3 separate regions of the Homo sapiens genome follow, and all the other regions are linked to region 3. A link is a contact called in ENCODE Hi-C or POLR2A ChIA-PET data. All regions are on one chromosome and are shown on one strand. Each heading gives the region's core, a stretch centred on a gene start or an enhancer-like site at or near the end of the contact. The rest is flanking DNA. Distances are from core to core; before and after follow the strand shown. Region 1 holds the start of NEDD8-MDP1 (NEDD8-MDP1 readthrough). Region 2 holds the start of CBLN3 (cerebellin 3 precursor). Region 3 holds the start of C14orf119 (chromosome 14 open reading frame 119).

The links. Hi-C counts contacts between places; a loop is a spot of excess contacts on that map. ChIA-PET counts read pairs that join two places held with the same protein, here RNA polymerase II (POLR2A). Pooled maps may share reads with other maps.
Region 1: a loop to region 3 is called in a pooled map, with 7 times the contacts of the local background. The contact joins the promoter of NEDD8-MDP1 here to the promoter of C14orf119 in region 3. A Hi-C loop is called at or near these places in 8 of 50 pooled maps. POLR2A ChIA-PET finds 5 or more read pairs at or near these places in 6 of 52 experiments (CD4-positive, alpha-beta T cell, HepG2, IMR-90 and 3 more).
Region 2: a loop to region 3 is called in a map of B cell, with 9 times the contacts of the local background. The contact joins the promoter of CBLN3 here to the promoter of C14orf119 in region 3. A Hi-C loop is called at or near these places in 1 of 168 maps with a recorded cell type or tissue (B cell), 1 of 37 single-sample maps with no recorded cell type and 4 of 50 pooled maps. POLR2A ChIA-PET finds 5 or more read pairs at or near these places in 1 of 52 experiments (HepG2).

What each region holds. Positions count from the first base shown.
Region 1 is chr14:24,230,800-24,233,616 of GRCh38, reverse strand. It overlaps NEDD8-MDP1 (NEDD8-MDP1 readthrough), which reads left to right and starts at 1,250. Exons shown (of 7, transcript NM_001199823.3): 1 at 1,250-1,367. The coding sequence starts at 1,350. It overlaps NEDD8 (NEDD8 ubiquitin like modifier), which reads left to right and starts at 1,250. Exons shown (of 4, transcript NM_006156.3): 1 at 1,250-1,367. The coding sequence starts at 1,350. GMPR2 (guanosine monophosphate reductase 2) reads right to left here and starts at 688. Exons shown (of 10, transcript NM_001002002.3): 1 at 640-688; 2 at 277-398; 3 at 19-138. The coding sequence starts at 363. RefSeq lists enhancers at 1,060-1,354, 521-1,386.
Region 2 is chr14:24,428,065-24,430,917 of GRCh38, reverse strand. CBLN3 (cerebellin 3 precursor) reads left to right here and starts at 1,250. Exons shown (of 3, transcript NM_001039771.3): 1 at 1,250-2,163; 2 at 2,513-2,632. The coding sequence starts at 1,864. It overlaps KHNYN (KH and NYN domain containing), which reads right to left and starts at 964. Exons shown (of 8, transcript NM_015299.3): 1 at 799-964; 2 at 1-204. The coding sequence starts at 187. RefSeq lists enhancers at 1-233, 378-557 and a silencer at 588-1,127.
Region 3 is chr14:23,094,245-23,096,944 of GRCh38, reverse strand. It overlaps C14orf119 (chromosome 14 open reading frame 119), which reads right to left and starts at 1,440. Exons shown (of 2, transcript NM_017924.4): 1 at 1,326-1,440. It overlaps ACIN1 (apoptotic chromatin condensation inducer 1), which reads left to right and starts at 1,809. Exons shown (of 19, transcript NM_001386863.1): 1 at 1,809-1,970. The coding sequence starts at 1,833. RefSeq lists enhancers at 1,006-1,529, 1,409-1,618, 1,639-1,718, 1,530-2,053, 1,759-2,068.

The sequences.
Region 1 (2,817 bases), core at 1-2,500, 1.1 Mb before region 3:
GCATGAGGAAAGCCCTACCTTACAGAGAACCTTGGCCATCTCAAAGGTGCCCACAGTATCCATATTGGCAGCAATGATGGGAACCCCAGAGTATGTCTGCTTTGAGTTCCGAAATGAAAAGGATCTTGTGAGATCCACCTGCAGATATGAACAGGAAATTGACCATTTCATTAATCCAAAAAACGTACCATATTAGGACAAGGACAGGCATCTTTCTTGGTTGTGGCCCACCGGGAGCGTGGGGTCAAGAAACAGCAAGTAGAGAAGCTTGCTCACCTCACTTCGAGACTTAAGGGTACTGCGTTTGGGCCTCAAAAGGACATCCTTGAAGTCCAGTTTCACATCGTTGTCAATATGAGGCATGGCGCTTAGCCTCGGGGTAGCGATGAATCTGAGGGCTGGAAGGCAGGAAGTCATAAGGACCAATCTTCCCCTGGGCTTTAACGCCCTGTTACGGCTGGTGGCCTCTCTTCGCTTAAGTTGTGGAAGGTCGGGCAAAGGCCGAAGTGTGGTCCCTGAAGCCTGTCACCTCGACCCATCCCGTGGCTGCGATTACCCTAGGGCTCCATCCCAGGTACTGTTTGTTGGGGAGGAGAGCTGGGAAAGGGTTGTGAGAGACCCTGACGGTGCATTCCTTACCCCGCTACACTTCCTTCTTCTACCCCTGCAAAGAGCAATGGGGCAAGAGGCTGATTTAGGGGAACGAAGGAATGTTGGCGACGGGGGGCGGGGAGGGTTCATAACTAGTTTCCGGAATAGAGGTACTCACTTCCTGTTGCCTTGGTCCAGGCGGCAGTTGACCAAAGACCACCTTGCTTAGCAACTAACCTCGTGCAATCCCGCTAAGCCTTCTGGGCCACGCCAACAGGTTCCTCTAGTTGCCGGCGAGAACTACTAGCCGACGAATTCCAGCTTCGGCGGCGGCAGGGCGAGGCCTTCTGGATAACAGAGTTCACGCACTGAGGTTGCTGTTGGATCCGAGGGGGTTAGACTACAACTCCCAGGGGGAAACGGGCGGGACCGCCTCCTGGCACGATGGGAGATGTAGTTCGTTCTGCCCCCACTTTTCGCTAGCCCGGGCTCGCCAGGGACTCTCAGAATCGCAGAGTCGTCATCTCTGCTGTTGCTAAACTGGATGCCTCATTCCAATTTACGACGTCACTGAACCGAAACGCGGGAGCAACCCTGAGCCTTTCCGGAACCCAGTGGGGGGGGGGGGGGGGGTGGAGCCAGACAGTGACCCGGAAGTAGAAGTGGCCCTTGCAGGCAAGAGTGCTGGAGGGCGGCAGCGGCGACCGGAGCGGTAGGAGCAGCAATTTATCCGTGTGCAGCCCCAAACTGGAAAGAAGATGCTAATTAAAGTGAAGGTGGGAGCACCTCCAGCCTTGCCAAGACGCAGTAGTACTGGGCTGGCAGCAGTGCCTTACGGGAGACGTGGGGAAGGAAAACCACGCCTTTCCCTAGCCTGGAGGACGCTGACTGCCTCAGGGCTCCGCGCGAGGGGTGGTGGGAAATAGGGGGACCCAGAAGGGCTTTGAGAGCGGGGCCCAGGTCCCACCTGACGACCCTGGGGTATTTTGCCATGCCTGCTTTTTTGCCAGGACTGTGCTATCACCCAGAATGGGGTCGCTTTTGTCGGGTCTCACTGTATTCGAACCCCCGCAGTCATAGAGAAGGCCTAGCAGCGGCTTGACTCCCCCGTCTCTCAGATTCTTGGAGTAAGCGCTGCTCTCCATTCTTCATTCCCAGGGTACCTGCTTCTCCCAGTCCCTAACGTAGGTCGCCTCCGAGCACAGCCCTAAAATCGGGGCCTCCCAAGGGCTAGACTATGAGCCTTTACTGGTGGTTGCCAAGGTGTGGTATCTCACCCGTCCTACAGGAACCAAAGCGGGGAGTGTGTTCAGTCAGTACCTGCCTTTCTGAGCCTGGCATCCTGGACCAGCCTCACTTCCTTGGCTGAGGCAGGTTAGTTACCGCTGCCCTAGTTCTTGCTACTAGCCATGGTTTCCTTCATCTGCATCTCTCAACTCCCGTGGTGGTTCTTCACCAATTTCCAGCCCTCGTTAGTCCTATCTGCTGTTTCCTCTTTTGTGCCTTCAGACAGACAGAGACCCCCCCCCCCACGCCCCCCTCAAAAAAACAAAACTGCTGACAAGTGAAGTCTAATGCTAGTTTGGCCTTTTTGTAGCTAAGTAAATCTATCGTTATTTCATCAGCTTCTTAGCATATTTACCGTACATAATAGTCATTCTTAACCTTCTCTTCCCCAGTCCTTCCAAACTACTTCTTAGCTAAGATTTGAGGTCTAGTATTAAAATAGTATGTTAAAGATGATTTTTTTTAACGTTGAGTAGCGGCCTATATAAGAGTCGTAACATCAATTTAATAGGTGAATGGGTCACTGGCGCCATTAAAAAGAGAAAATAGGCTGGGCGCGGTGGCTCACGCCTGTAATCCCAGCACTTTGGAAGGCCGAGGCAGGCCGATCGCTTGAGCCCAGGAGTTGGAGACCATCCTGGGCAACATGGCGAAACCCTGCCTGTACAATAAATTCAAAAAATTAGCCAAGGGTCTGGGCGCATGCCTGTAGGCCCAGCTATTCGGGAGGCCGAGATGGGAGGATTGATTGATCCTGGGATGTCGAAGCCGCGGTGAGCAGTGATGGCACCACTGCACTCCAGACCCTGCCTGAAAAAAAAGGCCGGGCCCAGTGGCTCACGCCTGTAATCCCAGCACTTTGGGAGGCCGAGGTGGGTGGATCACCTAAGGTGAGGAGTTCAAGACCAGCCTGGCCAACATGGTGAAACCCCGCCTCTA
Region 2 (2,853 bases), core at 1-2,500, 1.3 Mb before region 3:
CGTTTTCCTTGGGGCCCTCCAGCTGCAGCCAGATGTGGGGGTTGTCCGGACAGTCCTTCGGAAGGACGCTCACCCCCACGCTGAAGATGCGCTCCACATGGGGCTGCTGTTCCCGAACCTTGTTCTCAGCCTCCGCAGACACCGCAAAGCGATCTGGGGACGCGGGGCGGGCCCCCCAGGTAGGCATGGCTGCTGCCCCCAGCCCTGGAAGGGGAGAAGGCAGCTCAGAGCCTCATTGTACCCTCCATCCAAATCCTGGTTCCTGGGACTACACCAGCTATCAACAGGTCGCACCTAGTTAAGGCTCTGGTAAACAGCCCCAGGAGGTGACAAGCATCTGAGTCCACTGGAGGTAGGGAGGGTGTATGTCACGCAGGCCTCTCCGGAGAGGAAGTCCCGGTAAACAAGGCTGTCTATCGAGAGTGGGCGTCTGGGCTTTGGAAAAGGATGACCACAGTCCGGAGCAAGAAGGGTGGGGGGGCTCCAGCTCGGCCTGGAGGCCAGAAGGAGTCTCCTGGGGCACTCTGAAGCTTCTTAAGGACGAATCCTCAGCAGGGGATTGAACTAGGCTGTCCTCTGGGGGCCCTGGTCTGCCATTTCCAAGGTTCAAGCCACTCCCACCCCTCCCCCAGCCGTCCGCTGCCCCTCTCCGTCGGGCCAGGAGCACCGCCCAGGGCCCAGGGGCCGGGCCGGGCCGGGCCCGCCCACCGCGGACTGGGGCAGCCACCCCGGGCCGGGCCTACTCCGCACCGCGGCCCCCGCTCCCCGCTCCCGGGCGCGGTGGAGGGGCGCGCCTACCGCCTCCGCCGCCCGCGCCGGCTTCAGGTCCTCTCAGCGCCCGCCAGGCCCCCGCTTTGCCCGCGCCCCCAGCCCAGGGGACAAGGGCAGGGGGCCCGAATCTGGGCGGGCCTTCCCGGGTTCCTCACCCAGCGGGGACCTCTCTTGTCCACATCGCACGCAAACTGTTTCTTGAGTCACTTCCTGGCCTGGGGCGGAGTCAGCCCAGCTCCTCCCGGCTGCGCGCCCTCCTCCCAACCCCGCCGCCGCGCCCAGAGGCCCCGACGGGCCCGCTCGGCCTAGTCCCCTCGGCGGCTCCAGGGCTCGCCCCTTGCGCTTCTCACCAGCCCTCCCGTCTGTCTCCCGGCCCTCAGGGTCCTCGCGCATTCTGCGCAGTTACTTCTCGGAAAGGGGAACCATGCGTTGAAAGTTGTTTCCCGCGAATAAAGATGTGGCCGACCAAAGAGGCAGCGTGACTGGCCCACTGGTGCTCTAGGCCCAAGCACTTTCCACCAAAGCAATCGTGGCGGAGGGGGTAGGCGGGAGGCGGGAGGCGGAGGGTACCCGTGGTGGAGTACCCCTTTCTTCCAACAAACGGAAAGATGCCACGAAGAAGGGCTGTTGATTTGTGGGGGATTTTGAAGAGAGGAAGAGTAGGAGGAAGGGGTTGAGGGGCTGCCTCTGGCATATGCACACACTCACACATTCTGTCACACCCGTCACACACACATACCATGTTCTCCATCCCCCCAGGTCCAGCCCTCAGTGCTGTCCCATCCAGCAGGGCTGCCCTGAAGCTCTGGCTGCAGCCCTCCCGTCCAGTGGGCAGGCGGCTTCATCCCTCCTTTCTCTCCCAAAGCCCAACTGCTGTCACTGCATGCTCTGCCAAGGAGGAGGGAACTGCAGTGACAGCAGGAGTAAGAGTGGGAGGCAGGACAGAGCTGGGACACAGGTATGGAGAGGGGGTTCAGCGAGCCTAGAGAGGGCAGACGATCAGGGTGCCGGCGGTGAGAATCCAGGGAGAGGAGCGGAAACAGAAGAGGGGCAGAAGACCGGGGCACTTGTGGGTTGCAGAGCCCCTCAGCCATGTTGGGAGCCAAGCCACACTGGCTACCAGGTCCCCTACACAGTCCCGGGCTGCCCTTGGTTCTGGTGCTTCTGGCCCTGGGGGCCGGGTGGGCCCAGGAGGGGTCAGAGCCCGTCCTGCTGGAGGGGGAGTGCCTGGTGGTCTGTGAGCCTGGCCGAGCTGCTGCAGGGGGGCCCGGGGGAGCAGCCCTGGGAGAGGCACCCCCTGGGCGAGTGGCATTTGCTGCGGTCCGAAGCCACCACCATGAGCCAGCAGGGGAAACCGGCAATGGCACCAGTGGGGCCATCTACTTCGACCAGGTAATCCCCCTACCCCTGTCCAGGGGACCTGGAAAGACCCTGCAAGGACCTGGAAGCAACTGTCCAAGCCCACTTTGCTGTCTCTGAGGCTTTAAGAAAACAGCTTCCTACATCTTTCACTAATCTGGCCTATTGCCCCACCACCCCACCGACGGTTTCCCCTCCCTCCACCCATACGCAGCCCTCTCCTTGCCCCTTCTCACCATTTCTTTTGAATCTGTTCACTCCTATTCACTCCTACTTGCCACTCCTTCTATTCATTACTCACTGCCCCTGCCCCTAGTCCCCATGGTACCCCTGAGCCATGGGCATTTCCTGAGCCCCACTCAGCAGGCTCTGCTTCCCCCAGGTCCTGGTGAACGAGGGCGGTGGCTTTGACCGGGCCTCTGGCTCCTTCGTAGCCCCTGTCCGGGGTGTCTACAGCTTCCGGTTCCATGTGGTGAAGGTGTACAACCGCCAAACTGTCCAGGTGACCTCAGCACTGGCCCCCATCCCCGGCTCAGGAGGGTGGGGAGGGGGAAGAAGGGGAGCCCAGCTGACCTCCGGGTGGACTCTCCATTGACCTGTGTCCTGGAGGCCAGGACCAGGGGAGGAATGGGCCTGCCTTGCATTGAGTGTGGAGGATGTGCAGAGTCCAATGCTGGCCGCCCCTCAGCCCTCCCGGGAGAGCCCATTAAAACCCAGCTTCCC
Region 3 (2,700 bases), core at 191-2,690:
AGTGTTATACTATTTTATGACAATCCATGTCTTTAAACAATTGTCCTTAATATTTAGTATGGGCCAGACGCGGTGGTTCTTGCACTTCCAAAGTAATCTCAGCACTTTGAGAGGCCGAGGCAAGAGGATCGCTTGAGCCCAGGTGTTCGAGACCAGCCTGGGCAACATGGCAAAACCTCATCCCTACAAAAAATAAAAAAATTAGTTGAGCGTAGAGGTGCCTACCTGTAGTCCTAGCTACGTAGGAGACTGAGGTAGGAGCATCACCTGAGCCCGGGAGGTTGAGGCTGCAGTGAGCCCTGATCGCGCCACTGCACTCCAGCCTGCGTCAGAGTGGAGGGACCCAGAGTGGAGTGACAAAAAAAAAATTTTTTTTTTTTTTTAGTATGGTATCTATTGGTGCCTTGCAATTTTTTTTTTTTTTTTTTTTTTTTTTGAGACGGAGTCTTGCTCTGTCACCCAGGCTGTAGTGCAATGGCGTGATCTCAACCACTGCTTCCTGGGTTCAAGCGATTCTCCTGCCTCAGCCTCCCGAGTAGCTGGGACTATAGGCGTACGCCACCACGCCCGGCTAATTTGTTTGTATTTTTAGTAGAGACGGGGTTTCACCATATTGGCCAGACTGGTCTCCAACTCCTGACCTCAAGTGATCCGCCCGCCTCGGCCTCCCAAAGTGCTGGGATTATAGGCGTAAGCCACCGCGCCCGGCACCTTGCCACTGATTTTGCATCATGAATGCAACGGAAAGATCAGCCAATTTGACTTTAATAGTTTTCAGTCTCTTAAATCTCTAACGTATCTCTTAAATCTCTAAACTATTTGTCTGTGACCTATTTTACTGTTTGTGTTTCTTCTGCATCAAGTTGGAGGATTGGTAGTGACAAAGAAAGAAGCCCCTAAACAATTAATATTAGTTCAAGTACCAAAAAAGTTCAGGGCGCTTGCATTTTCCAGTTCTTGCCCTACAGGAAGCAGTTCCTCCAAGGGAACTTACTCTCTTCTGCGGAGCAAGGAAGAACTTTCCCAGAATCTTGCCACATGGCTTCCAAGGCAAACTCAAACTCAAGTTCAGCGTCATAGATCAGTTCATAGTCTGGGTCCGAAGACACGGCGATGCTTCTTGCGCACCCCCACGGAGCTTGTTATTCCGATTCCGCACCAGCCCCCCGCCCCTCCCCAAAAAAAGCCTAAGATGGGAGTGGCTATGATTCAGAGGACAGAGGGCAGAAGCTGTTTGCGTTAAGGAGTGGGGGGCTTGCCCTATTAAGGTAATCCGCAAACACCGAGTCTGACCCGGCCCATAGAGGTACTTCTACCCCGCTTACCTCCCCTTTTCTCTCGAAGGGCACCCGAAGATTGTCACGAGTCCTTAGACTCCAACTACTGCGGCAGCTTCCAAATTTCCTGAAAACCCTAAGCTGGGCCAGCCCGGCAGCCCACGCACTTCCGGCCTCGGACCCGCCCCAAACACCCAAGCGCCCCAGCGCCTCATCTCTAGGTCCGGAAATAAACGAACATCTCCGATTATGGTTATACCAGGGTCGAGGGTTTCCGAATATATTCGATTCAAAGCTTCGGCAAGACGAAGAAAACCGAGCCTGAAAGCAGGGCGAGAAAAGGGGCGCTGCAGGGCGGATGGAAAGAATTGATTGGTAACGATGTGGAGACGGAAACATCCGAGGACATCCGGAGGAACCCGGGGAGTTCTGAGTGGTAATCGAGGGGTAGAGTATGGCAGTGGGCGGGGTCATCTCGGTACGTTCGAAGGGCGTTGGCGGAAATTACCGAAGATGCCCGAAGCCGTCGGGACGGACCCGAGTACCTCACGCAAGATGGCGGAGCTGGAGGAGGTGACTCTGGACGGGAAGCCTCTTCAGGCGCTGCGGGTGACCGACCTGAAGGCCGCACTGGAGCAGCGAGGCCTAGCCAAGAGCGGGCAGAAGAGTGCCCTGGTCAAGCGGCTCAAAGGGGTGAGGAGTCGGCGTTGCTGGGGTGTCGGAGGAGAGCGGACCCGGTAGAGACGAGCCTCTGCCGCGGCGCAGGCGCAGTATCCGGGCTCGGCGCGAGCTCGCTCAGGCCGCCAGCGCGAGCCTCTGGATCCGCGCGCACGGTGGTTGATGAGGTTCGCGCTGGAATGGAGATCGCGCCGGTTCCCGCCTTAACGGCAGCAGCGCGAGCCCAAATGGGAGGGTGTGCACTACTCTCCAGGAGTGTCTTAAGCTCCTTCCTCCTTCCCCCACCCCCTCCTTGTTTGTATCTGTGGTTTCGGCGCATGCGCTGCAGAAGGAGTTAAATCCCACTACAACCTACGGCGTTGCTGGCCTGAGGGGGGCGAGTTGGGCTGGGTCGGAGTTAGGGGTATAGTTGCGCGAAGGGGTGGATGGGGTTGGTATCGGTATCTGCACGAATAGGACTGGGGTAGGGTAAAATGTCTGCTCGATTAGATGAGGAGGTGAGATGAAGAGAGACCTTTATTTGAAGGGACTTGATGAGAGAGAGGTCTCTAATTTAGTGGCATCTAGTGGCAATTTGGGTGGTTAAGAGTTTGGTGAATATTGGTGAGAGAGGCGAGGCAGGTTGATATATATTGGGGATTTTGAATCGGTTTGAGTAGATTAAGGTGGGATTGTCATGAGGTAGGTGTAGCTCGATTCAAGTGTATAGGTTTGGTTTAAAGAAGGGAAGATGAGGATGTCTTGG